6 separate regions of the Homo sapiens genome follow, and all the other regions are linked to region 6. A link is a loop called in an ENCODE intact Hi-C map of the cell type or tissue named here. Cell type or tissue: HCT116. All regions are shown on one strand.

Evidence for each region. Hi-C counts contacts between places; a loop is a spot of excess contacts. Peaks named below come from ENCODE experiments on the same cell type or tissue, not always from the same donor. Only the 100,000 strongest peaks of a DNase experiment are listed, where the experiment ranks them.
Region 1: a loop joins it to region 6, with 4 times the contacts of the local background. A loop is called at or near these places in 19 of 110 quality-filtered maps.
Region 2: it touches region 6 in a loop (6-fold over the local background); 30 of 110 quality-filtered maps call a loop at or near these places.
Region 3: a loop joins it to region 6, with 7 times the contacts of the local background. A loop is called at or near these places in 4 of 110 quality-filtered maps.
Region 4: it touches region 6 in a loop (8-fold over the local background); 3 of 110 quality-filtered maps call a loop at or near these places.
Region 5: a loop joins it to region 6, with 5 times the contacts of the local background. A loop is called at or near these places in 22 of 110 quality-filtered maps.

Annotation. Positions count from the first base shown.
Region 1 is chr2:156,586,858-156,591,857 of GRCh38, reverse strand. No RefSeq gene overlaps it. Among named protein-coding and RNA genes, the nearest start is that of LINC01958, 77 kb to the left of the region's middle. In HCT116, CTCF peaks have their summits at 1,857 and 2,057 (motif pointing right); a DNase peak (open chromatin) is centred at 2,077.
Region 2 is chr2:155,375,051-155,380,050 of GRCh38, reverse strand. All of the region lies in intron 1 of LOC105373699 (a long non-coding RNA gene), which reads right to left. Among named protein-coding and RNA genes, the nearest start is that of KCNJ3, 680 kb to the right of the region's middle. In HCT116, a CTCF peak has its summit at 2,709 (motif pointing left); a DNase peak (open chromatin) is centred at 2,680.
Region 3 is chr2:156,398,289-156,403,288 of GRCh38, reverse strand. TRA-CGC3-1 (tRNA-Ala (anticodon CGC) 3-1) reads right to left here and starts at 2,520; the gene lies at 2,449-2,520. TRG-GCC2-2 (tRNA-Gly (anticodon GCC) 2-2) reads left to right here and starts at 2,072; the gene lies at 2,072-2,142. It also overlaps a transcript of GPD2 not described here. RefSeq lists silencers at 1,953-2,002, 2,043-2,152 and enhancers at 2,673-2,842, 3,273-3,342. In HCT116, no CTCF peak of the experiment used is centred here; DNase peaks (open chromatin) are centred at 2,458, 2,808 and 3,308; H3K4me3 peaks cover 1,592 bases; H3K27ac peaks cover 1,964 bases.
Region 4 is chr2:156,063,543-156,068,542 of GRCh38, reverse strand. All of the region lies in intron 1 of LINC01876 (long intergenic non-protein coding RNA 1876), which reads left to right. Among named protein-coding and RNA genes, the nearest start is that of LINC01876, 190 kb to the left of the region's middle. In HCT116, a CTCF peak has its summit at 2,438 (motif pointing left); no DNase peak of the experiment used is centred here.
Region 5 is chr2:157,192,192-157,197,191 of GRCh38, reverse strand. No RefSeq gene overlaps it. Among named protein-coding and RNA genes, the nearest start is that of GALNT5, 63 kb to the left of the region's middle. In HCT116, a CTCF peak has its summit at 2,906 (motif pointing right); a DNase peak (open chromatin) is centred at 2,891.
Region 6 is chr2:156,890,595-156,895,594 of GRCh38, reverse strand. No RefSeq gene overlaps it. Among named protein-coding and RNA genes, the nearest start is that of LINC01958, 230 kb to the right of the region's middle. In HCT116, a CTCF peak has its summit at 2,901 (motif pointing right); DNase peaks (open chromatin) are centred at 2,514 and 2,914; H3K4me3 peaks cover 2,603 bases; H3K27ac peaks cover 844 bases.

The sequences.
Region 1 (5,000 bases), 300 kb after region 6:
ACTGTATTGCAAAAAAATCCCCCCTCCCTTTTTCGGTGGTAGGGAGATATATAGTGCTAGGTATTTTCTTCTAACATACAATGTCTCCATGTATCCAAATCTCTTAAAGCTTCAGTACGTTCATATACCATCACTTGTATCACTAATAAATAAGTAGGTGACAAAAATAAATTCCAAAGTTTAAATAAGTAGTGAATGGATTATAGTAAAAACAGTTACAGGATTTTTCCAGTACATGTTTTCCCTGAATGTAATTGTCCTGCCTCCTACTATTTAAGTAAAAGCAATCTGCTTATTTATTATCTTCTATGCCATCCACAAAGCACTTAAGTATCACGCTGTGGCTACTGTGGTAAAGTGACATTAGAATGCTATATAAAAATAGTTAAATAGAATCAAAATATCATTTTTACTTGGATAATAATGTGCATTAAAAGTATGATATTGATTGTTTACCTTAAATGCCCTAATAGCAGCAAATTATTCATTTCTGACCTTCTGTGATTATTTCCCACTGCAGGACCAACCCAGGACAAAAGTTAATACATCTCATTTTCTTATTTCTACTCAGGTGTGTCAAACTAACAGTAGCAAGAAAGACCACAGGATAGAGAGGAGACTGTCTTTATTTTTGACCCTTCATTTTCTGCAACAGTCAGGAGTTGACATATTTTGGATTAAAAAGAAGAAAAAATTAAGCAATCATGCAAATCAATTACCAATATATTCACAAAAGATCCAAAGTATATAGAATATTTGCTTTCTTATTCCTAGGATTCATATAGACTAAAAAGGATCTGTATATAAACAGTAAATATTCTATCATCAATGCACCATTTGCAGAACTGCAGAGTATCAAATAACTGGATAGCTAGGAAGTTAAGGTGCTGTGAAGTATTACAGCTACTGTTTTTCTAACTGCTGAAAGCACCAAGACAATACAAAGTTTTGTTTAGAAACAGTTTTTCCCTTGCTACCTTGTGAATCAAAGGAAACTCTTAAAGTCCAAATGCTTGCAATTTAAAATCTATTTGAAACAAATCAACACTTCGTATTTTTGTTCCAAGATGTGTTGCTCTCCCAAGCTTTCCCTGCTGAAGGTTTTCTATTAATTGTACTCTCAGTCCAATAGTGGGTTCTCTGACTCTAGCCTTCACTTGTCTACCATAGCTGTGATGGTTAAAAGCTTCTCCAGTTTGTCACAGAGTTTAATATGCACCCTACATAATTATGCAGGATTCACTGTGCTATCAAACTGCAATTCAAATTAGTTCAGGATTAAAGGCACAGAACAGTACTGCTTCCTTAATTGCATTGTACTGTGCTGATCACATTCAAATACCCATTACTCATTCCCTCTGTGGAGCAATAAGTCAGGGGGATTAATATTCAGGCAGGTGACAGGGCCAAGCCATTAAAAGGCAGTTATGCAGAAAGCATGGCTGGTTTTATTCACGTTAATGAAATCAGTGAAATGAAACTGTAATAGATTTATCAAAGCTCAGATGGATTTGCTGTAAATCAGTTTGATTCAAGCAATCAAACTGGACAATAGAGATAGTTTTCAGCTCTAGCAATGGGTGTCAGAAAGCAGCATGTGAAAAGTGCTGATATTCTTCATGTATGGATTTGATATCCACCTCATGCACAGGCCTATTCCCAAACCACTGCTGCTAATTTTTTTGTCTTTTGAACTAGGTGCCAGTGGCTGATAAAACATACAGCATATCGTCTTAATACAGCACTTACACTGTTTTTATTCCTCATTTTTAAGTCCCCCAGAACATCAATTCTTTCCAATTGCTGGCAGAGAAAAAAGGAAAGTTCGACAGTGCACAAATTGGCATCGCTGTCCCTCTACTTCCCAGAACAGGAATGCAACTTTGGCCAGGGTGACTCCGCACAATTAGTACGAGCTGTGCTACACCAACATGTATGCAAAGGGGAAAATGGTCAGATAACAATTTCCAACAGTAATGGGATGATGCAGGAGCCCTGAGAAGCTGAAAATTTACTTTTGTTCTGGGTTTAATGAAATAATTTGGTATCCATTAGAGGGCAGCATAAGAACAAAAACTAAGCACAGCAAGGGACGTTTCCCCCGCAGATTGACAAGCACTTTTCCTGAGGTAAACTTTTTCGATGTACTAATATTTTACAAGTGTAAAGCCAATGAATGGAGAAAACTAAGTAATGAAGAAGATGGGAACGCATCCTACTGTTAGAGAAAAATGACACCAAGGACAGCATATGCCAATTTAGCTTTAGGGAGTTTTCAGGCCATACATTAACTCCTTCCACACTCCACCTGTTTTTAGGGTTAAAATAGAAATGCTCCTTTCTGGAGCTTAATGATCTTGTATTTTGCAGACAATGTTTCTGATGGAATTACGATGAATTGGGAAATAGTGATCACGTGTTTGTGTTCATAAGAAGTGTATCATGAACTGTGGCTTATACTAAAACTACTCTAATTGGTCCAATTTTTATTTATTAGAAACAAATTGTTGAAGAACTAATGCCAGTTTTTAATGATCCAAAACAGAAATAAATGTTCTAGTCTATTACCGTCCTATATGGAATAAGTCAATATTAAAGCTAATTAACCCTTTTCAAAGGCATTTTGTCCCAGGTTTTTATTTAATGGTTCAGTGCTGCTTCAAGCATGGATCAAGCTGGATAAGCTCCATTTAAAAAATGGCCCATTTTGAAAACAGTTTAGCAGCTCACTATGACAACTATATTTATCAGGATAAACTTGACTTTTTCAACTGTATAAATAAGTGACCACAGTTTCTTAAAAGATCCAACAATAAAATAGATGATGGTTTCTTAAAAGATCTGACAATAAAACAGAGATTAAGGAAAATAGCCAAATCTCTTTAGTAACATTATAACATTATAAAAACTGATTTCATTTATTGCTTTTTAAAAATATTTAGCTTTAGAAATATTTTCAGGTTTTTACTTTTGGGGGTATTCCTAATGGGGGTTCAGGGTGGTCCCCATATAAGTTATTTCATTCTAGGTCACATGTGAAATGAAAACCTAAGATTTGTCCTTTTTGGAAGAAGCCATGATTTTTTAATAGTGTTCAAACACATAGTGCGAAGCACATACTTTTCAGGCCATAAATGACTACTTTGACATATGAAATCCTATGAAAATTATATACATTATTTAAAGAATTTGGCACTCTTCCCCTTTGCTATACTAGCAAATCACAGAATGTACTTTAATATCAAGCTATTTTTGACTTATAAAATAGATGATATATTTTGTACATGAATTAAATTCTTCACAGTACCAGAGGAATTAATTTTAATGTTATGAAATTTTGATTAGCCTGCTGTAAAATCAGAATTGTTTACCGCAAGTGTCTGGGTTCTGACTCTTATAGTCTTTCCAAACAGATAATGAAATGAACTGGGAATGGGGGTGGGGGGGCGGCAGAGTAATTTATGAAAACATGGTACACCATAATTTTGCCATTTGTCTGCAATAAGGATGGCAAATGATTCATGGGATAAAATGAAATATTTCTCACTGTCATTTCAATGGATCTAAGATTTACAGCTTCTCAACTTGGATAGGAAAAACTCTGTATGCAGAAAAATGAACTGTAAATCAATTAATGATGGAGATGAAAAACAAAAAATGATATTGAAGCAAAGGTGAGAAAAATCTAAGCAAGAAATTAAAAGGGAAGACGTGACTATTTACTTTGAATCTTTGGAGGCAGGAGGTAGCAGAGAGGGAAGCCTCTGTTTAAGAGGGCATTAAGGTCAGGTTAAAGAATAGTGATATGTTGATTGAGGTCATTACGTTTAGATCACTTAGACAAACAATAAGATAGCTTTTAAAGCAAAATCAGATATGCCTAAATTGGATTTAAATAATAAATTTAGATCTAGTTTTATAGTATAAGACTAAAACAAATAAAGAAATTCTGTGGTTATGAAAGATTTGCCTCCAATTCAAGATTGTCCTTAACCAAAACTATTATTTTATAGGCACCAGGGCCAAAGCATATACATATATATGTATTTCACACCTCCCAACTGCTTGGTACAATGAAGGAAAGCTAGCAGCAGCAAATGAAAAAACTGATCCTAGGCTCTACAGGAGTCACTGTACTTGGAAAAGGAGAGCAGGGATGTCTGCTGTAGGCACAGACCATGGGCATGAATGGCTCAGAAGCTGGTGGAACTAGTTGTAGTCTGGGCCATGCACTAATAATCAAGGTAGGTACTATGAAACTCAATCCTCCCACCTCCTCTACTGAAAGATGATATATTACCTATGACTACAGCATACAAACCTTAACCTCCCTAGATTGAAGCAACTCCAATGTGAATACAATTAACAGGGAACCCACGGTAGGGTATGCTGAGCAATGCAATTCAAATGCCAAATGTGGAGAACAAAGATGGTCCTGATAATTCTGCTAAAGTAGTATTTTGCTTAGATCACATGAGTCTTATTATTCTGGACCAGGTATTTAACAAAATATAAAGATATCTATTACTTTTTGCAAAGAGCTCAGGACCCACAGGACTACCTCTGGTATCGTCAAGGCTCAATACATCATGTTCTGTGCCTGTATTTCACAAGTTAGGCAGCTAATTAGAGACCTAAAATACAAAACACATGCACAAAAAGCTCATCATCTCTGTCTCCTATACAGAATTTGTTTCACTATGAGGGTGCCAGATCAATTTAAAACTTTTGTTGTTTCCTTCCTTCATAAGTCAAATGTCATCAGGTGAAATCTGATACCAGGGACAGTACAGTGTTGATAAAGATAGTAAAATATTGATGCTAGTATCATATTTTTTTGATGACCATAAATTTTATACAATTGGGAGCAATATTTTGATAAATTAGATATTAAAAAATTTTAAAGCACTAACAGATTTGATAAGCTAGATCAACAAAAAATGTTTTAAGCTGCCATGTATTTTTTTCCAGGCACTGAACAAACAGTTTATTGTTCCAAG
Region 2 (5,000 bases), 1.5 Mb after region 6:
TTAAAATATATTTAAAAGATTAAAAACGTGTCAGTGTGATAGACAAAATAGTTTTGCCAAGTTAGATAGACATACATACTAAACATTATATTAAAAAATAAAGAAAATTATATTACATGTAAACTTTTTCAGACAAAGTTCTATGCCATGTGAAGGCACTCTATTTTCCCTAAGGGTGCTGATATAGATAGCTCTATTTACAAGGTTCAATGCAATGTATATCTCTTTCAAGCTTCAGGGATAAATTTAAAATTGATAGAGAAGTAAAGAGCTAAAGCTAGTGTATGTGAGTGTAAGTGTCCACATCTAAGTGTGTGTGTGCGCCTGTGAGAGAGAGGAAGAGCACTAATGAGGAAGCTCGGGAGATAACCATTTGAGAAATACACTGTAGATTATCTACACTGTAGGAACTTAAATCATACTCATAGCAGTTCTTTAGGATGTTCAGGGGAGAACAATAACAATGGAAATATCCTTCAGCAGACTAATGTTTTTATGTAGCTTATATTTTTTTCTTCAAAGAATAAGCTTCCTTTTTTTCTACAAAGAAAATGAATACTTATCACAAATTATATTAAGAAAACATTTATATAAAGTGACTTTGGAATACTGTACTAAAAATCTTTAATTTGCTTCATGTAAAATTTAAATTAAGGAGCTGATCAGAACATTGGCTAGTAGAATTACAACTGGGTTTCATTTTCAACATCAGTATTCGTTAAGCCACATTATAAATTATAAAACCATACAAATACACAATATTAAAATGGTTCTCTCATTCACAGTTTCAGTAGTTACATGTGCTCTCTCAGGAAATATAAATTTGCATACAGCCAAATTCTGAATCAGGAAACATTTTACTTTGTGATCTTCAAATGCATCAAAAGGAATATGAGAATGTAAACAGGAAGAATTATTTGAAAACAAGAATTATTTGAAAATATTGGCCTGGAGAAAACTATTTTGCTTTTAACATCTTCGTAAGCCTGTATGATATATGAACAAATTTCTGAATTAATTAATAACACATTATTTTACAAGGTAAACAGACATTCAAATTTGAGCTTAAAAATCTTGACCCTGGGTACTTTGTCAAGAAAGTTCTCTAAAATCTGTTAAATATATGTAATTATATTACTGTACATTTTAGTACTATGAGTGTTGAGAATTGTAGCTAATAGGATCTGCCTTTTCCTTCAAGTAAGTGATGATTGTAGGCTAACTTAGCCAGCCCTTTTTTTTTCCAGTTTCCTCTTGCCTGTTAGCAGTCTAACAGAAGTTTGCATTATATTATAAATTCCTGCAGAAATTCTTCTGCTTAGTGCATATTAATGCCAAATAAAATTATCATGTGTAATCTTAGTTCTTTGGATGTAAAAGGACTGTAATATTTACATGTAGTTCATTGTTTATAGTGAACTATTAATTAATTAGGTGGCTTATATTGTTGCTCGCTCTGCCCTGTGGTTTCAATGTTCTCTTCATAGGAATTGAAGGTATGTGTTCAGAAGGTTTCTGTTAGAAGAATGTAAAGAGTTCATTTTTCAGATTCATGGGAAAGTACAGATTTGGGGATGGAGGAGGGCATTTGAAAAAGAATAAAGTAGCAATCCTAGTCAGAAAGTATATACTACAGCTGTATTGCAATCTGCCAAAACAACTGTGCCCTATTATGTTAATAAAACAAAAATATCACTTTGTGATGTGGGTATTTCCAGCATCCCTTCTTGTAAATAGAAACCACCACCCACAATGCATTGTACTTCTTGTGAAATATGCAGATGCGATGTACAGTAATCACACACAGAATGTGTGGGTGATGTCACCTAAGTGTGGGCTGGGTACACTTTACAATGCATTTTGGATTTGTATTCATTTAAAAACAGCATGGTATTGCTTTTTGATAACACTCATAATGGAATGGTTTTGCTTCTTCAGTGGGTTTTCACTTAGAACAGGAAAAGTGCTAGATTATGATAACATAAGAAAACAAAGCTAAGGCCTATTCTGGGGAAGAAAATGGGTTGCTAGGCTTATTGAACTGGTCTTGTTGATCTTAAGGAAATAAATAAAGAAGTAAAGAAGAACCTCTTTCAATAGAATGTCACTTAACTTCATTTGCAGTATTCATGGAACTGAATCATAAAAATATCATGTGTTAGCATTGCCCTGTATGTCCCATGGCCTTCATTAGCTTACAGGAAGCTCAGTGGAAGCTTGAAAATACTAACAGAAAAAATGACAGAAATCAGGTATGCTGTCCTCTGGTTTTGCTTTAAGATAATCGTAATAATAAAAGTTTGGGTTAGGCATCCATTTATATGTGAAAAGTAAAGAACACTGAGCAAGGCAGAATCCAGAAGCCAAGATATAGCCAGCGATGTTTAAGAGAAAGAGCCCCGGCTGTAAATGTGCACAATATTCCACATTATATACATGTCATTTCTGAGTACTGTTGGAACGATGCGGTGTCAAATCTGTATGACAGATTGAGGTGAAAGCTGGGAAGAGAGAGCTTGTGAAAAAGCAGCCCTGACTGAGTGGGGCATCCTATAGGATTTATCCTGCAGGCTAAGTAACCAGCTTCATCTCATAAAAGGAAGAGGAGAACCGGGATAATTGTCTACTAATTTAACTAGCTCATTTGGTCATTGTATTATTTAAATTGTATTCAAGTGTAACAATGCCATCTAGTGATGAGATTCTAAACTGATCTTTTAACTGAAATCCTGGTTAAGGTTAGAAGGCAAGTGTTTGGCTATTAGATAGCACTTTAACTTAATATTCTATGAAATAATAGAGCACTCCCAATGTCTGTTTTAGTGTTAGATAAATTATCCATACAAGATAACACAAAGGACAAAATGAACTCCCTCCCTTTTTTGCCTTTTTATGCAGCCTTATTTTTATGTGGGAAGTTCATGTTCAATAGTAAAACATCCTATGATTTTCCATCAGTCTGTGACCTGAGTTTATAGCATCTCTGATATTTTCTCATTCAATAGATCTTTACAATCAATTGTACTGAAAGCATATCTTTTATTTAACCTTTGCTTTTCGAAAACAGTATTTGTAAAACTTTAGCTAACAAAATGATCATTAGTTATTTCTTTTCTTTTACCCATCTCCACTTTTTGCTTCCAGCATAAAACCAGCTCTTCTAAAACATGGAGGTCAAAGTTCTTCAAGATCATAATTCATGTTTCTCCATGGCAATGACTACTTATCACATCATCCTGTTAAAACTTGAAAACAACTTATACCTTTATTGAGAGAAATATAAATTTATAGGAATACACATTTTAATTGTAATTGCTTGCCTGAAATTTGGGCAAAAGTGATTTAAAAATAAGAACTGAAATAAAAAAAGAATAAGAACTAAAATCAGTGGAAATAGATTTTAGGATTATCTTTACTATTAGTTAATTATATAAGCTTAAATTTAAGAGACAGGTTCTTCGGCTTCAGTTTCCTCTGGGAAAAAAAAATGTGTGGATCTGACAAAGTAATCTCTAATATATTTTCCACCTACAAACTTCTGGGCCCGTTAAGTAGCTGATAAATAAAATTTTTAAAAGAGTGGAGCAACAGGAAGAGTTGACTTTGTTCTACTTCTGGTCTTTGTGGCTGCACTCCAAGACTTTGAACTCTTCTTCAGCAGATGTTTAACAAAATGTGTTGTTTGATAGATTATCCTTAACACTTTAGGCATATCATCTATAGGCAGGGAACAGAGTAAGGGAAGATATCCCAGTGCAGGATAAAAATGTATAACATTCGAAATATTGCTTCACATCAATTTTTATATCAGCTATATTCTAAAGTGTTTTATGTAGACATATGACCCCCAAAATTGAAAAAAAAATGTTATGGTATAAAGATGTTGCATCACCCACTTTCCCCTCACTCAATAATGTGTAATGACATGGTACCTTTCTTTTTTAATGTTTCATGCAGAAAACAAATTTTATATTCCAATCCCTAAAATTTCAGATGATATTACAAAATTTTCTCAATTGTCTAATATATAAGCTTTTTCGAACAGGAAAGGTGCTACCTGATGCCATGGAAACCTACATATATTTTTAGTTTATATGTAGAAAAATTAAAATATCCTGATTTTAATAGTAATAAACAGATACTAAGACTCCCTTTCTGATAAATAAATTAAAAAGTCAGCATTATATCTTCTTAAAAGAGCTAAGGGTCATTTGTTATTCACTTATTTTTTGTTCTGTAAGTTTCCTTATGTATCTTTCATCTTATCCACCATAGTAACAATATTAAAATAAATAGCAGATTTTTCTTCAGTTTAACTATTATAAAATGAAGTTACTTTTAGTATATTGTGATTATTTACCTACTTATTTTTAGTAGTTGCATATTCTAATTCAGGATTATTAGTGAAGAATAGGTGAGTGCAAGTCCAAATTATTTGTCATATATATATAAATCTGTACTCGGTTATAGGAATTTTTTTTAGTAACAAACCAAACAACACGAAAACATAAATAAGGCAGGTATAATCTCTGCCTGATAATGTGACTTGAGAGCAAAACTTGGGAAATTACAGCTCCCATTCCCAGTTAAAAGACAAAGACCAAATACAATAAAAACAGATATGCGTGTGGTCCAATAACAATGTTAGGAGCATACCTGTTGGATTTCACAATAAATATTTTCGTTGAAAACATTTATAAACTAAATTGTATATTGTTAAAGAAAATATTCATTAAATAATTAATTAAAATCAAGACACATTTTATGTTTTAAATTCTTCCTCCAACTTTTTACACTTTGTATTTTTCTTTCTGCACATGCTCTCTCTTGCTTGTGCTCTCTCTCCTCCTTTTCTTTCGTTGCTTTCTTTCTATATTTGTTATTCTTATATGATTTCGAACAAAATATATAATTTTATTGATAAATTATCTGGTTTTATGAATTTTCTTACTTTGTTATGTTTTTTGGCCTGAGCTACAATAACAGCTGTAAATCCATAA
Region 3 (5,000 bases), 490 kb after region 6:
AAAAATGAGATAATTGGCTTAGGGCACCACATTTGTTCCTTGGGCTAGGTAAACTAGAATGGACTTTTAGCAAGAAAAAATAAATAAATAAAAAGGCCTTTAGGTAGGCCACTAGTAATGTTTTACATAAGACTTTTTTCCTTGTGTTCTGAGATTTTTTTTTTTTTTTTTTTTGAGACAGGGGCTCACTTTGTCGCCCAGGCTGGAGTGCAGTGGCACGATCTTGGCTCTCTGCAGCTTTGACCTCAGGCCTTCCACTTGAGCATCACCATTGGCTGGTGAGGCCTCATTTTTATTGCCCTGCTCCCTCAGTTCCACCAGCTCATTTTTAAACTCCCTATTTATTTGCCTTTGTTTGTTAGGTTACACGTTCAAAATAAAAACTTTGAGAAGCCCTGAACTAAATAATCTAAGATTCTTTAGATTTCTGAAGTTAGGATTCAAAATTAAAAACAATATTTAAGAATCTCAGGGGCCAGGCACAGTGGCTCACCCCTGTAATCCCAACACTTTGGGAGACAGAGCAGGGAGGATTGCTTGAGCTCAAGACTTTGAAGCCAGCCTGGCTAACATAGCGAGACACCTCTCTCTTCTCTCCAATAAATAAATAAAGAAACAAACAAATAAATAAATAAATAAAATTAGCCATGCATGGTGGTGCACACCTGTAGTCCCCACCATGAAAGTGAGGCCTTACCAGCCAATGGCCCTGAAGCACCTCTGGAAAGGTACATCACTTCAGAATGGGATTTTAAAACCCCATTTCTCCCCCATTTCTTTCATTTTAAAGAATAAACTAAAGTTAGAAGAAGTAAAATGAGTTGACCTTGTTCTTCCACAGGTTATTTAGGATTGTAGTCTGATTCCCTAATTCCCTAATCCCTTCATATCTTTTATGTCTTTATAATTCTGTATTTGTCTTCAGATTTTGCTCTTTACCCACACACTAAGAAGTCCTTAAAGATGAATCTTAATGGAGAAGTCATTACCTTATTTCAGTAGCCTTTTATGATCTTTCTCTAACACCATTCGATTATTCTTAATATATAATGTCCTAAACTACATGCAGCATTTGAGTTTCAATACACAGTGACCTATTCTGTTGTAGGCTGAACGGGCAGTGCTAAGCACTCCAACACTGAACATAATATTGTGTGTTCCAATCTTGCCTCTACGAGCCTCAGCTTCCTAACTCACGGGGTTGAAGTCCATGTGTAGTGTACTTAACATAGCCTGGTACACAGTTACTATGTGTTAGCTGTTATTTTCTCATAACTTTTCCCCAAATTATTCTTGACCAAAGAATCTGGAAATTATTAGGTATTTCCCTCCCAGAGATAAAAAGCCAATGTTGCCTATATCCACAGCCTTTTATCTCGTATTTAGAATCATTTCCATAAATCCATTTCCTTCACTTTATTTTTTTCCCCTCCTATATCTTTTGTTGTATCATTCACAATTTCACTTTCCTTGGAAACTAAGGGTGAAGGATCAGACTCATACTATTAGAGTTAAAAGGGGTCTTAAATGAAGGAAGGGGCAGCTTAGAGAATTCAGGTCACTTGGCTTGAATCATCAATATTTCAAGTTCCCTATGCAAATCACATAGTTCCAATTTACCAATTTCCAAATCATAAATTTGGGTCAGTGTTCAAATTTCTGTTCCCTGTTTCTTTGCCTCTGTTCCCAATTTCTAACAAATCTCCATTATGTATTTGTCTGAATAGGTAAAATAATAAAAGAAAAAAATGGCAGGGGGTTGGAGGGAGAGTTGTTATAAATTATCTAAGTGTCTGAAGATAGGCTAGGTGATTGTGTAATCCTGTGCATACATGACAAAATCTTCATTTGCCTCCTTCACCAAAGAGAGTTTCAGAAGAATCTCATAAAGTTCTAAAGTAGTATAATGAAAATTTTTGTAAATGTTAATGTTTTTCTAATTTTTTATAACTATGTGATTAAAAATTTAATTGCTTTCTCTGTTTTTGAATACACAAATACGTGATTGTTTAGAGAATTACCAGGGTGTAAGTGTCTTCTAGTAAGCAATAGAAAAGCACATTTGCTATAAGCATTGGTGGTTCAGTGGTAGAATTCTCGCCTGCCACGCGGGAGGCCCGGGTTCGATTCCCGGCCAATGCAAGTTTTGACTTCTAGTTTTTTTCTGTGGGTATCATACACAGGAGCCTCAAAGTTCAATAACAGGGCCTTTAAACACTGGACTCATGCAAATAAAGAAGTATTAATGAAAGCCAATTCCCTATTTCACTTTTACTTCGAGCAGTCAAGAAGGTGGTTTCCCTGAGCTTCGCTGATTTTTTTCAGCCCTCCTTTTATATTGTTTTTGGGCGGCCTAGATGTGAGCAAAATGTATGTACAAGTAATGGGGTAAGTGTTCTAAGATACAACAGGAAAGGAGAAAAAATAAAAAGCAAACGTCGGCTGATTTGGAGATGCCGGGGATTGAACCCGGGACCTCACACATGCGAAGCGCGCGCTCTACCACTGAGCTACATCCCCCAGCCGAAAGCATATTTCTGGTGTCCATACTCATTCAGTCTGCTAGCTCTAGTCAAATTACTGTATTAAGATCTTTATTTTTAAAAATTTATATTGGCGAGTGCTTCTGAAATATGTTTCTTCTTTTCCCATACCCACCCTAAGTTGTTTCCACTGTGCATTCAGACCTCGCGCAACGAGCTGGCAACGAAACGCTCACCTGGGACCAATGAAGCCTCACTCCAGAGCACTTCTGCTGGACGTCGGGAGCCTGGGATCCTGGAGGGATCCGGTGCCCTGCGCGGCCACAGCGGCGGGACTCCCGGGTGCCCAATGCCTGCCGGAGCTGGCACCTCCCCAGGCTTATTGCGCAGGCAGCGCAGATCCAGGAGGCCGTGGTGTGTCCGGCCTCTGGCTTTGCTGCCGGGTAGAACCCCGGTCCAAACCTCGAGCCCGGGCCCAGCGCTCGGGCCGCGCCGCGAGCGTCGCCTCGGGTGCTCATGGAGACTGGTTCATGGAGCAGAAAGGTGGAGACCTTCTCTTTGCACACGAAAATGTTATGGATTTACCTGAACACTCTTCACCCCCGAAAATAAATGCACATCTCAGGAAAACCACGTGTTCACACCAAATCCCCATACCTTGCTTATGTAAGGGTTACAGCCAGATAACCCCTTGCAGATAAAAATGATTTGCAGCTTGCTCTTCATTTTCATGAGGCTCAAACTGAAAGAAAGAATATGACACCACCACCCTCCCTGTAGCTTAGTCATATATAAACTATGATAAGATCGGGGCAGGGGACTTGCTCCAGGTAGATTTTTTTTTTCTCCTTTTGATATTCACACCCTGGGCCAGTCTTAACGGATTGGTAAGTGGTGATCGTAGTGTAAGTCATTGAACATCTCCTTTGATGCCTTCTGAACCCTCTCTAACCACTAATGGTACCCAAGCTCCAAATTAAAAGACCTACCCTGAGTCCTGTTCCCTCTGAAATTGCCTCTCCAGTTGGCTGAGTGCTAGGTAAATCGATGTGCTGACTTGCAGTATAGTCAGATGAGGTGTGTTTGACTTTTTCAGGTGTAGTTTAAGCTGATACCACCCCAGCCTGGTGAAAGCTGAGTGGTGGAAGCCTCAGACACTCCGATGGGAGCAGGGTAGAGATCTGGTGTCGAGGTAGCTGGGTCACCGTCACTTCCAGCTGACCTGTAAGGCTGGCCCCAACAGGTAGCACCGTGAGGGCCTAGAATTTCCACTCCTTCAGTTGCAGAGCACTCCCGATAAATGACCATTTGGTCAGCAAGCCGAGAGCCAGAGCAGAAAACAGAGATTTCAAAATCATTCTGAGCAAACCACAAGTTTCACAATCAACTTCTGAATTAAAAATAAATAAACCATTGTGTTTGCTTACAGTAATTTAAACAAATAATGGCTCATAATTGAATTTTGGTTTAAACTAGAACAGGACACAGGCTGATCTAATTCAAATATAATACGCAATGTCCAAGAGGACAGTCATTGAAGAGTTCTGCTCTACCAAGCCTGAACATTTCCAAATCACCCTCTGCATTCCACCCTCAGGCACTAGAACATGAGCATCTTCAATTGATTCTGAATCAGGAAATGGGGACACAGTCATTTCTCTACCCAATGCATATTTAAACTATACTATTCAGTTCATTATGAGGGAAATATGGCCTCTGGCGTCTTCAACTTTGTCATCTTTTTGGGGATCCTCTTCCTCATGTTATGGTTATTTCTCCATCACCTGAGGCCTTCCATTTTGGGGGCTTTTTTTCTCAGGCAATTCGGAAATTTCAGAGCCCAGAGAAGATCCCTTTTAAATGTCCACTCCCATTTCAAGAGTTCAGGCTATGTAGGTGCATCTGATAAAGCAAATGAGGCTGATCTCTAAAACCAACAGAGGACGTAAAGTTGATTTAGAGCTCTAAAGCCAACAGGGGATGTGAAATTGCTTTACTGGCATACCTTAATCAAAAAGGCTCTCACTTAGTGGGTTTTTTCAGCCACTATGGCTGATGGGAGAGGTGAAGCAGCAGGTGCACTTTTGGATTGGGGGCCTTTTCAGGAAAGCTTGTTGGATCCAGCTCTGCTCAAATATGTAAAGAGGATGACCAAATGATATGGTTTGGATCTGTGTCCTCACCCAAATCTCATGTCCAGTTGTAATCCCCAGTGTTGGAATGGGGTCTTGTGGGAGGTGATTGGGTCACAGGGTGCTTTCTCATGAATGGTTTAGTACCATCCTCTTGGTACTATCTTCTGCGATAGTGAATGAGTTCTTGTGAGATCTGTTTAAAAGTGTGTGGCACCTTCCCCCCCACTCTCTTGTTGCTGCTCTGACCATGTGAAGTGCCTGCTCCTGCTTTGCCTTTCATCATGAACGTTGGTTTCCTGAGGCCCATCCCCAGAAGCTGAGCAGATGCCAGCATCATACTTCCTGTACAGCCTGCATAACTGTGAGCCAATCAAACCTCTTT
Region 4 (5,000 bases), 830 kb after region 6:
CAGTAGAACCTATTGTCCCCTGAAGCAAAAGAACCAGATTCTAGATGGGAAGATGTAATTGTGTGAAGTACTCTGGAGCAAACTGACATATTATACAATACATTGAGAGCACGCAATGAGTAGATTCAGATCCAAGTTGTGGTGAAAGATTTAATTACTGAGTTAGATTGGAGGTACTTGTGTGAATGAGCAAAACTTCACATAGAAGATAATTATTCAATAATCAACTTATTTTAAATATTTTCAAAGTATAGTGTAGCTATCCTCACTTCTTATTAAAATGTAGGGTTTTTTTATTTTTAGTGATAATCTCACCTAGAAAGACAATTTTACATAGTGATAAACTGAAAAATACAGTTAGTCTTATTGGCAAAGACATTTGGTAGCATGGATAGGATATCAAAACCTCTCTAGCGAGAAAAAAAAGCTTACCTTGTAATAATGAAAAAGAATTCTATTTCCTTGGTAATCACCTACATAGTAATTACTTTCACCACTTGGCATTTAGCCTTTGTGTGATAGCACCTGCGACTCATGGTCACCATGAGTTGGCCTTCACCATCATTTTTAATTTTTGATGTTAAAATTTTCATCTAATTAACTTTTGCTAGGAATGTTGCCACTTCTTAATTTCAACACCTTTGATTTTGGGTGTTTGGTAATTGTGATTTGCTGAATTAAGTAAGAGTTTAATTATAAAAACAAAATCAGATATAAACACCTATAATTTATAAGATGAATAACAGTTTCTAATAAATGAACTCATCTCTTAAACATATTGACTGAGAACATAATACATACGAGGAACTATTCTAAATGTTACCAATTAGAAATGAGAGAATCAAAAAGCACCATCAAAAGAGATATCAAAACAGCTATGCAAAGAAGTAGTAGATTCAAGATAGAACATGTGGCAGGTATAAATACCTGGGTACATATACTCAGGCGTGCAAGAATAATCACATCCTTGTTTTAAATCATCTTTCTTTTGATTTTGCAATTGCATCCAGCCTGGCTGGCATCAAATTTCATCTCAGTCATTATTAGAGCTCCTTTTTCCTATCAAAGCCTTTGGAACTGGGGGCACTGTTTAGTGTCCAGAACTGGCAGACTGTTATCAGACTACTGATATACCCAGGTCCAACCCTGGGTGATCTCGTGAACTCCAAAAATTATCTGCTTTGACGTCACCTGAGCTTTAGGAAGAACTTTGCCAGGTTTAGGAACACTGGTTCCACTATCCAGTCACCCTTTCCGCAGCCTGCTAACTCATCTATCTGATAGAGTGAGAATGGGACTCAGTTCTTTAGTAATCCTGAGACCAGCTGCCTTTCCCACTCTTTCTACACCAGGGATCTACCAATGTACTCTCTCTTTCTCTCCCTGTCATCTCCTTTCCCTGCTCCTTTCCTCTCCCCTGCTCTCTCCTGTCTTCCTCCATGGAACCTAATTTCATCTTCTCAATGCACTTAGATTTTACAGAAAACAGGAAGAGCTCCTGGTTCAGAATTATTTTTCCTTTTTCTGTTTTCTAAACTCAGTAGTAAAATCGAAGAATAAGCACACAGAATAATATTTCAATGAACTATTCAGACACTAGTTATGTAGTAATGTAGAAGAGAAGTCATTATCTCATTATATTCATAAGACAGAGAATTCTAAACTTTGATGAGTGGATTTGGGAAAAATTAGCATTTCTGTTTTTTATTTTACATAATAAAACTTTCAAAATATCTCTTAAACTTATAATTTTTGCATATTTTATATGCATATATTGTATTCATATAATATAGTAAGCATATGTATAAGTAAAATTTATACATAAATAAATGTGTTGAGAATAGAAGCTTGAAATTTTCAATCAATGAGAGTATATGATTAAAAATGTAAAGACAACCAATCTAAGAAATTATAATATAGTTCAATTTAATAATTAAATGAGTACCCAGCATTTACAAAGCAATGTGCTAAGTATTTCAGGGGACACAAATTTTAAGGCAGGCAGATATGTAGTTAACTATTTAAAGGGGAGTTTAAAAATGAAATTCATGTCTGTATCATAGACCAGTCCTATAAAAAAGGATGTTACATAGAGAATCTTACTATAAGTTTTCAAAAGACAGAAAGTCACATCCTGCTGTGTGTGTTTGTGTAGTGGAAAGGGTGGGTGGAACATGGATCAGGAAAACTTCATGGAAGTGTACTTTTGGACTTGGGTCTTGAAAGTGGGGTGGGTATTACCTGCAAAAATAAATTTAGGAAGAAAGGTAATCCAGGTCAGAAGTCTTTGGGTACTCCGATGGTACATAAAGCATTTACAGGAGGTACTCAGTCATGTACACCATTAAAGAAACAAAATTTTCAGATTCTCAACCTCCGCATGCATGTTTTCAGAATTCATGCTTCTTTTTTCCCTCTTCACAATACCGCCCTCTGTGGGTGGGGGAGGAATCATTGAATATACATTAGAGACCTTGCAACTCCAGACTGGCGAGTTATAATACTCAAAAGAAAGATAGAAGGTTCAAATGGTGATCAGGAGAATACAAGATACATCACAACACTGTGTAAAACACAGAATAATAATTAATGTAGCCCAATAACTCAGTGACATAATAGTAACTTCAACAACTAAAATATTTATAGTGCTCATCTAAAGTTTGCACATGTATAATCTCATTTGTTTTTATACATCTCCATTGACTAGATAACTACATATTCTCAAATTACTTAAGAGAAAATTATGTCTCAGTTGATGCAACTAGGCAAAGGCTATACATCTAGATACAGAAGAACTGTAATTCGAACACAGGCCTTTGGAATATATTTTATGTTATTTCCATACTACTACCGAGTCTTTATGCTCTATCCTTGCAAGTCTGCAAAGAATACTGAGTAAACTAGGTAAAAATAAAGTTAGGAAAAGCTAACTGATTCATCATAAAGAGAGGATACAGAACAGATCCTTAAAAATTTAAAAACCATCTATATTCTTGCTTTCAAGGTACAGTCTGTAGAATGTAGCAACACTATCACATGAGAACTTGTTCTCAGGCCACCAACCCATATCTACTGAGTCAGAATTTGTATTTCTGACAGTATCCCACACATTTTATTAAAATTTGAGAAGCACTGGGATAGATGACAAAGCAAACTTCTTCTCAGTATAGGTAAAATAGCTTGTTTGGCATTTATAACATTACTTCCACCAGTGAATGGTTCATTTCACTTGCTTCGATATTATAAATTCTCCTTGTTATCCATAAAAATCCACAGACAAAAAATTAGGTTCCCATTAGCTCTCCTTTATGTAAGGAAAAATAGTTTATTATGTTTAAAGCCAGTAATCCCTAATTTTAAAGTAATGTTTACCTAATTTAACTGCACAATATTCCAACCCAAAGATCACAAATTAGATATAAACTATAGGCAGATTGGCTGACTACTAAATATTTGGTTGTTCCGGCATTTGTAAATGATTTATATGAAGGTTATAAATCATATTTTGAGCTTCATGTTATCTCCTTGCTAGAAGCAGAACGTGGGCAAATTCAAAAGGTAACTACAAAGAGGTGGCCCTAGAGTTTGTTTCCCTACGTCTTGATGTACTTTTTTATGCTTCCAATACTCATCAGTTTTTTGCATCAAGTTTTAAAAGAGAAGTATGTATAAGGTTGGTGGTGGTTTGTTTAAACTCATTGCACTTTTGTGAATTTCAAGTGACAAGTATGTTCTGCCATTAGCAGAGATTTGGAGACACTCATACGTGCCAGAACATGCAAAAGCCACACATTCTTTGTTAAACTAAACAGTCCTAAGCATTGTGTGGACTCCTGGCATAGCATGGCTAAATATTCAGACACATGCCTATATAGTACTCTGTGTTCTGCCAAATGGAGGGAAAACAAAAGAAAGAAAATTATATAAATATACTGGTAAACATTGACTTTGTAAGATACAGCATAAGCTGCTTTGGAAAAAGATTGTAGAGCATGATTCAAAGAATGCATTTAAATTCTTTTCCTTAGGAAAATGCATCTAATTTGTTTTTCATGAAAACATGTATTTAGCAGTGGAGAGTTTTTCATTGGCTAAGATATTTTGGCATATTTATGGTAAAAAGGTGATTGGAATAATGTTTGCATTCATTTTGCACTGAAAATTGAAATAAGTATAAGATATACACTTTGTAACATAAAAATCATTGCCAGTCAGGATATATTCCCTTTAAGAAAGCATAATTCAGTATATGAAAATTCAAAGTGACTAAACTATAAATATGGAAGAATTATTCATGTTACCAAAGGATCCTTCCTTTACCAAACATTTATCACAGGAAATCTTTAAATAAATACTTTCCTTTTAGGACATTTAAAAGTACTGGATTTAAATGGTTGATGCTGAAGAAATAGCTAAGGAGCACATCTATTATATAAGGCATAAATCTTAATAGATGACTTCTGAATTTCTTAATGATCTTGATTTATGTTAAAATGATTAATTATTACCAGCCACAGAAGAAACTGGAAAGTCTAATGGCCAAGCCAAGGTGATGTTTCCTCAAATAAGTTCTCTACTCTTGAAAGAATATATAAGCATTCCATGTTTTTCACTCACATGATGATTTTCTAAAATGACATTCTATTATGGCTACAATTATTTATTCCAGAATGCTACCAACATTTCTGGGACTATTTGAAAGCCATCTTGCTTTCTATGAAAAGTAACCCTTTGCTGTGCTTTCCCTCCAAATGCTTCCTGCAAGATTGCATGATCACATCTCTGTCTTCTGACCAGACTAACTAGACTTCCTCTAGGTCCTCTCACACCGCATAAGCCATGCCATATCCCAGCAGGTACGGGGAAAGGAGTGGTTCATACTGATACAGTAGCTCACATTGGCTGTTGCAAGCTCATCTTGCCTTTCTCATTGGAAAACCAGCAGCAATGACCAGATATTAGGTTTTCATTTATTATTATACTCTGTACAAATCATCATC
Region 5 (5,000 bases), 300 kb before region 6:
CCCACCCCTCCCACCCCGGCCCCTTTGGTGTAACAGAATGGCTAGAGTTGCTTGGAGTTGGCTATTTCCCTTCCTCCAGGTAGGTTAGGCGCCAATAAACCCCCTGTAGTTAGACTCTGGTAGAATAGTTTCTTCTGATGGCAGGCCTTGTTAAGAACAGAATATTCTCGTTTATTTCAAAATGGTTTGTTTTCTCCTTTCCCTGTTGGAAGCGTCAGGGGACTTTTCTTAAATATTTACTGTGAGGACCTGGTAGGGCTCCTGGAGGTAAAATTTACAAAAGTGTATGAGCCTTCTATGATTCTTGGTTCTCTAGGAGTTTTTAACTCTCTGTTGTCCACACTAAGCCTCCAGTGGCAAGATAAGTCCTTTAACTTTTTAATTTCCTTTTGTCATGTAACAAAATTTTGAGAATTTACTTATGCTTAAAAATAAGTCAGATATTATGAGGGATTTTAGAGGAAACAGGACCCAAAATTCAGGTTACCAAGAAGAATGAAACTTCACACATAAATATGTTCACAAATATTTTAACTCAAGATGTAAGTAAGAACACATTAATATAGCAGAAGCGAACTGGGGAGGCAGGTAGTATAGCAACTGGGCACGAGTATCAACTGGAATTGAAGAGAACTGGATTTGAATCATGATCTGCTTTTTATTTTCTATAAGACTTAAGGAAAATCAACTACTTGGATTATTCAGTTTCCTTACCTGTAACATATGAATGATCAGAGGTATGTTGGAGCCTACTCCCACTGGCTTACAATAGCAAATTTGTTTGTTTGTTTGTTTGTTTTTTGAGACGGAGTCTCGCTCTTTTGCCCAGGCCGGACTGCAGTGGCGCTATCTTGGCTCACTGCAAGCTCCGCCTCCCGGGTTCACACCATTCTCCTGCCTCAGCCTCCCGAGTAGCTGGGACTACAGGCGCCCGCCACCGCGCCCGGCTAATTTTTTGTATTTTTTTTTTTAGTAGAGAGGGGGTTTCACCGTGTTAGCCAGAATGGTCTCGATCTCCTGACCTCGTGATCCGCCCGCCTTGGCCTCACAAAGTGCTGGGATTACAGGCGTGAGTCACCGCGCCCGGCCACAACAGCAAATTTTTAAATTTTAAGGAATTTGGGAATCCAATTATTAAAAATTATCATTACTAAAAATTAAATTGTATAAACTTTTGAGTAAGTAAATTATGTTAAAACCAAAGGAAACATATGCTCAAAACTCATTTTCTAAGTGTTTTGCTAGATTCTACTACAACCTATGCTTTTGAGATTATTTACATCAATGATATCTAAAGGTTGAAAATAATAATAATACACTGCATACCAATTGGCAAACAGTATAAATTGGGCTTAATTTATACTGTTGTTGATTTTTATATATAAGAATGTGATGATAAACATTAATATTGCAGATGAAATCTAAAGGTGTATTGTGTTCGTAATTTACACTGTGAAATAATACAAAAATTGAGAAAATATTTTTCTACTATTTGAAAATAATGATGTGATTCAGCAAAATAATCACTCATTCATTGATTAATGAATGAAGCCCACCATGTGTCTTCTTTTTTTCACTTTCATTTTACTCATTAACCTTAATAAAACATCAACTTCCATTTGTGTTAAAATTATACTTGCTTCTCAGTTGTGACTATGGGTTGGCTATAGATACAAGTCATGGACGAAATTCAATGAAAGCATTCTGTGAACTCAGTTGGCTATATAAAGGGTACTGTGTATTTGTTACTGTTTCAACATGATAAAACACCTAGGGCATCCAACACAATTTCTGCTACATGAATGGTTATTGTTAATGTGACTTTTAAGTATGTGTGTGTGTAGTGAAGAAATAATTAAAGAGTAGAGTTTGATTTATAAGGAAAAGTTTTCAGAGTAGGTGTGTTTTGTAGTAGATTTTGAAGTGAGGTTGTAAATTGAGATAATCTAAGGCTGAAAGGTAAAATGAAGATAATTTACTGATGTTCAGTTTTATATGTCTGTAATTATCGTGCCCATTTTCTTTAGCTTACATAGGCTAGTTTTCTTTACTAGAATCACAGGAAGTTTTTTAAAAAATACCGATTATTGGATGTCATAACCTATCTACTAAATCAGAATCCCCTGGCATTTGAAATGCATTCCTTGCAATCCCAGTGCAGTCAGTCCAGCTATGCCTGTGGACTGGGGTTTGGAAACCACTAGAAAAATAGAGGAGGACCTGGAGTTTTTCTTCAAATTCTGCTCTTCTTTTTCCTAGCTCGGTGAACTTGGGCAAGTTACTTGGCCTTTTTGTACTTTAGTTATCCCATCGCTAAAGTGGGAGCAATAATAAGATAGTAATGAAATTGTGATATTTAAGAAGACAGATGATATTCAGTACTGTCAAACAGAGAAAAAAATCCTATGGTTATATATAACATATTTCTTTTTTTAAAAATTCTGTAAGCCTATCTGTTGATACTTAAATAATTCTTACCTCATATACAAATAGTAATTTCTTAAAAACTTTATCTGTATTAATTCTGTGAGAAAAATTGCTACTTCTTACTGGGCAAATAACTGACATTTCAATTTAAAATGATCAACAGGCAATGTTTCACTAATAAAACACAAAGACTAAATTTTCCATTTATTAAAACTAAATTCTATTTTTATTTCAAATTTGATTAAGGAATCTCATATAGTTATTATGTACTGGGATTTTTGTTTGGAATCAGATCTGTATACAAATGTATTAAAAATATATTCAATGCTAAATTGTCTTAAGTCATTTGGCCATCTGTTTTAGAGAAATATACCAAGTGCTTAGAATTAATCTTGACAAACATTTCATAAAAAGTATGTGTGAAAAAATGTGCCTCAGAAGGGCTTGCGCCAAAGTACTTTCTCGTTTATGCCACAAGATGGTGCTTTTGCACTCTGTATATCCATTGAGAAAGTAATGTCTAAAATGGTTGACAAAAGACTTTAATTTTAGAAGAATCATTAGAGTTCAAAGAGCTTACCATTTCCAAAAAACACTCCCACTACACTCTTGAGTAGAAATGTTAATATGAAGGTGACAATGAAGAGAAATTTTTTAATCTAAGAGACAATTTGATATGTTTTTAGGCTGGGTTGTGGCTGTCAGTGTTATTTCTATCCATAACTGAGGAAAATTCCTCCAAGTAACAAACATCTGTATATCACTGTATAGTCTCTGACATATTATCATATTTATTATGGCACCAAAACTGGAGCTTGTGAAATGCTAGTCACAGCAAATTCTCTTAAGGCAGTTGGGTCCAAATGTGAGGAGAAGGTAAAGAGTCCTCTAAAAATAGAAAAGCTGTGCTTCATTTCTAAGATTACTTATTTCCTTTTGCATGTATGCCATTGTTTTATTCTTTTGCTCTTTATTCTAAAAAGACTGCTTGGCTTGTGCCATATTGAGATTTCATGGAATCTTAAGTTTTGGGAGTTGAAGAGTCTGTATGTATCTTTCATTCAACCTCTTAGCCAAAGAAGGCATTCTTTGTATACCATCTCTTGATCATCCAACTGTTGTTCCATCAATAGGGGCCTTTCTGTGCTGGCTTTTTTTTTTCTTTCTTTTTGCCAAAGCCTCTGTCATTAAAACTAGTGGAGAGCTTATTTATTTATTTTTTTAATTCCCTAACTTGTTTTCAGACTGTATTGACTTAAAAGCATTTCCTGAGGATCAAAAATCTTACAGTTTCACTATATCTTGCCTTTCAAAATGTAAGCTAGGAGCAAATTATATTTGAAAAAAAATCATTATTTACCTGCCTTGTAGGGTTTTTGGAGATACTGTATCCCAACATTTTTCAAAAAGCTTTCAGGAAACTAGCTACCGTTATGAAACAATTCAGAGTTTTTACCCACAAATAACATCTGTGCTTTCATCTAACTTGAAATTTCAACCTCAGACCACATAGAAGTTTCTTGTTGCAACTGACCAGCCTTTTGCTGAGTCTCTCAGTGACAGTGCATAAGAATGAATGCTGTCTATATGAAGCATAGTCTTTTTTTTCATTCAAGTAGAATCATTATTGTATATTCTGAAACTAAAGTTTTCACAACATTTATAACTTTTTGCCTTTGTGTATGAATGGGGATGTGGGTTGGAGGGAAGTGAAGCAGAAGGCAGAGGGGGTGGATATGGGGTTATCTGATTTCCATGGAGGCAAGGTGACACCTTCACAACGGACTCACCTTCTATAAGTAGCTCCCTGTCGAAAGCAACTACTTAAAGCTTCCCAAGGTCTCCAGAACAATTTTATTTGACCTTTTGTTAAAGACCGCCTCTACTAAGGAACTGATTATTCTGTTCCCAAGGGTGGAAAGTTGAGTCAGGTTTTACTACACTGTATATTAAAATTGTATCTACTCATGTGGTTTCTGTGTAGTACCATGGAATCCTTGATAATCTAAAAATGGAAGAGGAGAACACACAGCCATAATGCCTGACCTAAGGATTAAGTTACCTTGGTATGATTGCCGCCATCTTGAGTGTCATTACTCTCAAAGATAAGAATTTAACAGTTACAGCCCTCCTACGTAATCTGGGACTAGGACTGAAGCATTTATGACAATGGGGTGATTTACAGTGGAGTTACGAAAGGAAACTTTGATGTGATCTGCATCTATCTTGGTTAGCAATGCCTGCAGTGCATAAACTCCTTAGGGCTACATGGCAATGAGAGGGATGCCTTCATGCCTACTTGCTCGGGACTACTTGGCACACATTTCTGAGGTAAAAACAATTCATGCGACTTTGCCAAGTCTGCCATGCTCATTGTCCTGTCAAAATTTAGAAGGGAATATCTATCATGCTGTACAATACGTTTGATGGATATCATGATATATTTTTATGGGAAAGTGTACTGCACTCCTCCTCATAATCGTAAGAGGCATTTTGCTATGAGGGTGAGAGAGTGATTCTGAGGACTGTACCACCTAAACCTACATATTTAAGCTTTATGAGACTCCAGTGGG
Region 6 (5,000 bases):
CCACTTACAAAATGTCTGAGGACATTTCAAAAATCAGGAAATTAAAGCACACATAAGAAACTAGAAAATTTTTACAGAATACACTAATGAGACATTGTGCAATTTCTTGAAAGAAACCTGTGACAGTAACCTTTAATGATATCCTAATACCTCTCGTATCCAGGATCCAAATGTACAAAGAAAGAAAAAATGCTAACAAATAATTTTCCAAGATTTTTGCCACGAGCATAAGCACTCCTATTTGACCAACGGATTAAATTACAGTAGCAATACCTATGTGAATCATTTTGGATTCATTTTGATCCAGAAAAAAAAATGCTGGGAACCATTATTATTTATAACTTGAGCATCACGCTGGAAAATGTCACTTGAATCTTACTTGAATTATATTTCCTATGTGAAAATGAAACAGCCCACAAGTTACTTTAAATCTATAGTGTATGTGGATGTCAGCACTCACAGAGACAGGAAAAATTTGTTTCTTTCTCTTTCCAGATGTAAAAAGCAGCAAACTTACTGATTTTTTTTCTTATTTTATCCTAGAAGAAATAATATTCTTTTCCCCCCACTCCCCAATTATGTTGCTGGCCTCAAAGGTCAATGAACACATTCATGCAGAAAGACATAGATGGCTATAGGGAACTGGCTCTTTCTTACTATAATAAAGTCTTGCATATTTTGGCCAGGAGAAATTTGCACAAGGACATTTTCTTCTACAGGTAATAGTAAGCAAATTCCTTAGGTTCAAAGGGGAATTCAGTGAAAATACGGTCTAACTGAACAATACGGTCTAGGAAGGCTTACCTGTAGTGCTGTTTGTGTTTGGTGGCAGACCTATAGAATTGCTTTTGCCACCTGTGTGCCCCTCGAATCCTGCCATTGGAAGATTAGCTTCCTTTTCTTCAGGTACAAATCCTGCAAAGGCTGATAGCTACAACTTAGAGAGGTGCCACTGGATGTGGGAGAGACATCCATTTGATAGTGACAGAATAAGGATGTTAATGGATAGATTTATTTGTTGCTTCGAAGCATACTGATACTGTAGATGGAATTGAGAAAGTAAAAACTTTGTTTTCACCTCATGGAATGTGGTTTCCTATAAAAATGTGCTTCCATTAAGATAATGTTGGAGTTCTAAATCTGTCTAAACAGGAGTGAATAGGAAGGCCCAACTTCAGTTTCATTTTTAAAATGTTTTTATACATTTTAGTTTCAAGTTCTGCATGCTATTTGGAGGCTTTAAGGGGCTAGATTTCTATTAGCTTTGCCTTTAGGCAGGTAGAGAAATAAGTTATACAAGCTCACATATGAGGAAAAGTAAAAGAGCACAAAAATTAAATTTAGAACTCTGGATTTGAGTCCAACCCCACCATCAACATTCTGTGTGCTCTTAGTTAACTCTCTGATCTCCAAATTCCTTATCTGCTAAGTGAAGGCAATAATAGATCTTTAAGTACCTTACTGGGTAAAGATAAAATAAGATGATTTATATGAACGCAGTTTGTAAACTTTTAGCACTGATAGCATTAACCGACTTAAGGTTTTCTAAATTGATTGCAAAAGATCTCAAAAGAGTTTTTCAGAATTTTTATGTAATTCAATGTCCTGGTATAGTAAGTGATTCCAGCATTGTTTTGGCAAATGAATACTCTGAAGAAAATGTGACCTAAACATTAAACTCTTAAGTCCTGTCAAACCCTACTCTGAAAATAATGATAGCATATACATAATGATCCAGGTATTCCAAATCACAGAATGAAAAGAAGAAGAAAAATCAGTTTACAAATACAAATCTGAGTTACCTTTCCTACTCCAGGACTGTAATTATTTATTTTACAGTTATATTTTCACTTGCAGAAACTCGTTGCTCTTTACTAGTATTTTATTTAGGGAGAATAAATTAAATGCTAAAGAATGGACCATAATGCTACCTTCCTTTCATGAAGTAGAATTTTTCTCAAACTATTGAGGAAAAGAAGATGAACTTGCTTTGTCCTCGTCCCTGAAAGGACTGTGATCATTAAAGGGAACTGATAACTTCCTTCAAATATGTTTAGCCCGTAAGCTAGCAAAGGTGACTAGCAGGAATGGTGATTAATTTCCTAGTCAGGAAGAGAAAAATATAATAAATAATCTTCTAAACTGGTTCAATGAATCTGCATTTGCACTAGACACTCCTAAGTTCCAGAAGTATCACGTAGAAAAATCCCGTAACACGGATCCAGCGAGAGAAGGACTCTAACTTGGAAAACAGAGAGGAAATTAGAGATGGAGACAAGCCTGAAATTAGTATTATTTAAAGAGTGCCGTTGGCACCTACAGCATGAATAAAAGTAATTAGTTTAACATTGTGTCTCGTCCTGACAGTTTTCTTTTTCTTTTTTGATGCAATCAAGCCCCTTTCCTTCACTGTCCTAAATCATCGCAGGCTTCATTAGAGCCACAAAGCACAAACTGCTGGGGACGTCTTTTCTGCGGGATACGGCTCTTTATTCAGTGACTTCCGCTCAGACTGCAGACTGCCTGCGTATTTAAGCACTGGGGACTCAAAAAGAACTAGCTCCTGTTTTATTTGTTCACATTCCGAGTGCTACATGATTCTGATTACAACGCAGACGGCTTGAAGCAGTCAAGGATAAATACAAGGGTTAAATAATCCAGCAGTCACTGAAACTGGACCCCAGAAAGACTGAGTCTAAAAGCTTCTTTGTTAGCCTGTCACTTCAAGTGTCTTTACTCTGTATGCAAATTCCGTCCACCTTACAGGTATATAGGTGAACTCTTTCCCTCTCTGCGGTTTGTTTTAGTTTGTGCCATTTTTCTTGATGTGGAAAATGTCTGTGTCCTGAAGAAATGCTTTCACCTGCAAGTGAGGTAAACACATTGTACACTGTTTTACCAAAAGAGGGCAATGTTGCTGTTCAGAATTTCCTCATTCTGTTCCCCAGGACCTGTTCTCTAGAACGGTAAATAATCTTTGCTGTCTCTTCCCTTTCACCCATATACAAGTTTCCACATGTCTATGCGCTCTGTAGTTAATCAGGACTTTATAACTATCTGTCTTACCTATTAACTGCATCCACTCCCAAATTGTTTAAAGGTTAACACATTTCACTCCATGCATGACTGGCACACATGAGCAAAGTGCTGTCTCTGAAATTCTAAATCCTTTTCCATTTGCCAATGATAGGCAAGAGGAGAAACAACCTGCTTTAGGAAATATTGAAAGATATTTTTACTATGTCCCTATTCTCAAGTATTCAATCAGTGTATTATCGAACTCTGGTTCTCCTAGGTAACCAAACTAAAAACACAAGGGAGGAAACACAGTGTTCATTTTGGGGGAATTTACTTCACAGTTATTCATCATCTTATTAGTTAAAACATGCTTCAAAACTAATACCAGGATATTGATAATAATCTTGATAACTGGCATTCAATTTCTTTTGTGGAGAGTCAGGGAATGAATGCTGCATGATATGATTTTAAATGATATAACCCAATGTGAATTCAGGACTTTATGTAAGAGTTTTCTTTAGGAGACTCTAAATTAGTGATCTGCCTTTTCTTTAAGATGTTGCATTTTCCCCCTTGGCAGCTTATTGTACTTTAATAGGTTATTTCCACCTATTTTTCATTCCTTAAAGAATTGTAATCCAGTTGTTTTCTGGAAAGCGCAATTTAGATTTTCAATGGAAGGTTTGTTTGAGTAGCAGAATTCTTGGCATTTTTTTTTTGTCAAAGAAGAAACACTCTCAGTCTATGGAGTGTTTCTTTTGCTCTCTGAAGCAACTGGCAATGTAGCTGGACTACCAAAGGAGTGCTATCAGAGCAAACTACTCTTGCATTTAAAAAGCCTACTAGCCTATTTTTTTTTACAAATATATGTGTGTATATATATGTGTATATACATATGTGTGTGTACCTATAAATGTGTGTATGCACACACACACTGCTATTTCTGTCTTTGTTTTTTTTTTTAGTACTGACTCATATTTAAAGTTCATTAAAAGGAAATAATTGTAGGCAATTTTGGGCATTAAGCATTTCCTAGGGACTGCAACTAGGTGTTTCATCAGAACCAACAGTCTGAAAATATGAAAACTACAGTCACTAAAATTAAAAATACATTAACAGGGAAAAGAATTTGGTGTGGAGTGGCAAATCCTTAGAGCAGGAGATAGTCTTTGATGGGCTTCTTGGTTCTTTCAGTCTCTGAAGTGCCTCATGTTCTCATATTTAACTGGGCTTGAAAGATTTAAGTGGAATCTACTGTCCCAGGGACATCAATAAAACCCATAGAAAGCTGTGTCTGCTGTAGGTGGTTGAGGAAATCCTTATTTAACATTGACTTAGTTTACTGTGGCTCGTCTTTTTCATTTTTTCTGAGTTAAAGCCCGCCATCTCATTTCTGCTTCCTTCTTCTACATCTGTCAGTATATGTACATGAGAAAGTCTATGTTATTAAAAGAATAATAACCATATTGCAGGTTTCTGAACCCAAGATTGTATTTTCTTTCTCAAATATTCATTAAAAAATATAGATTGTATTTTATTGAAAGTGCTCTTTAATGAATAGTATTCCTGTTTGCGTACAAGAAGGAGCTTCCAGTGCAATTCCCTGACAGTAATTGTGGTCTGAATTGAGAACATACAGTAACGGAGTGCAGTTAATGGCCACCCTGTGGATTGAGTGCTCCACTTTTGTCATATCTGGCTACTTTTTAAAATGCAGAAATTAGTTAGGCCAGCAAAGAGTTAATTATGTTCTTGTATCAGGAAACCCTCAATGAGCAGTCAGAAAGAGGAATTCTTTGTCTTTAATGCAAAACAGAAATTTCAAAGACCCTGGCAGATGATAGTCTATAAATAGTAACTGAGCATCTAGTTTGTGTGTGTGTGCGTGTATGTGCATGTGTGTAATGTGAGAACAAGGGAAAACCCTCCAGTAAGGCAGTCCACAATGTTAAGGAGCACGAAATGAGTCGTTGGTACCTTTT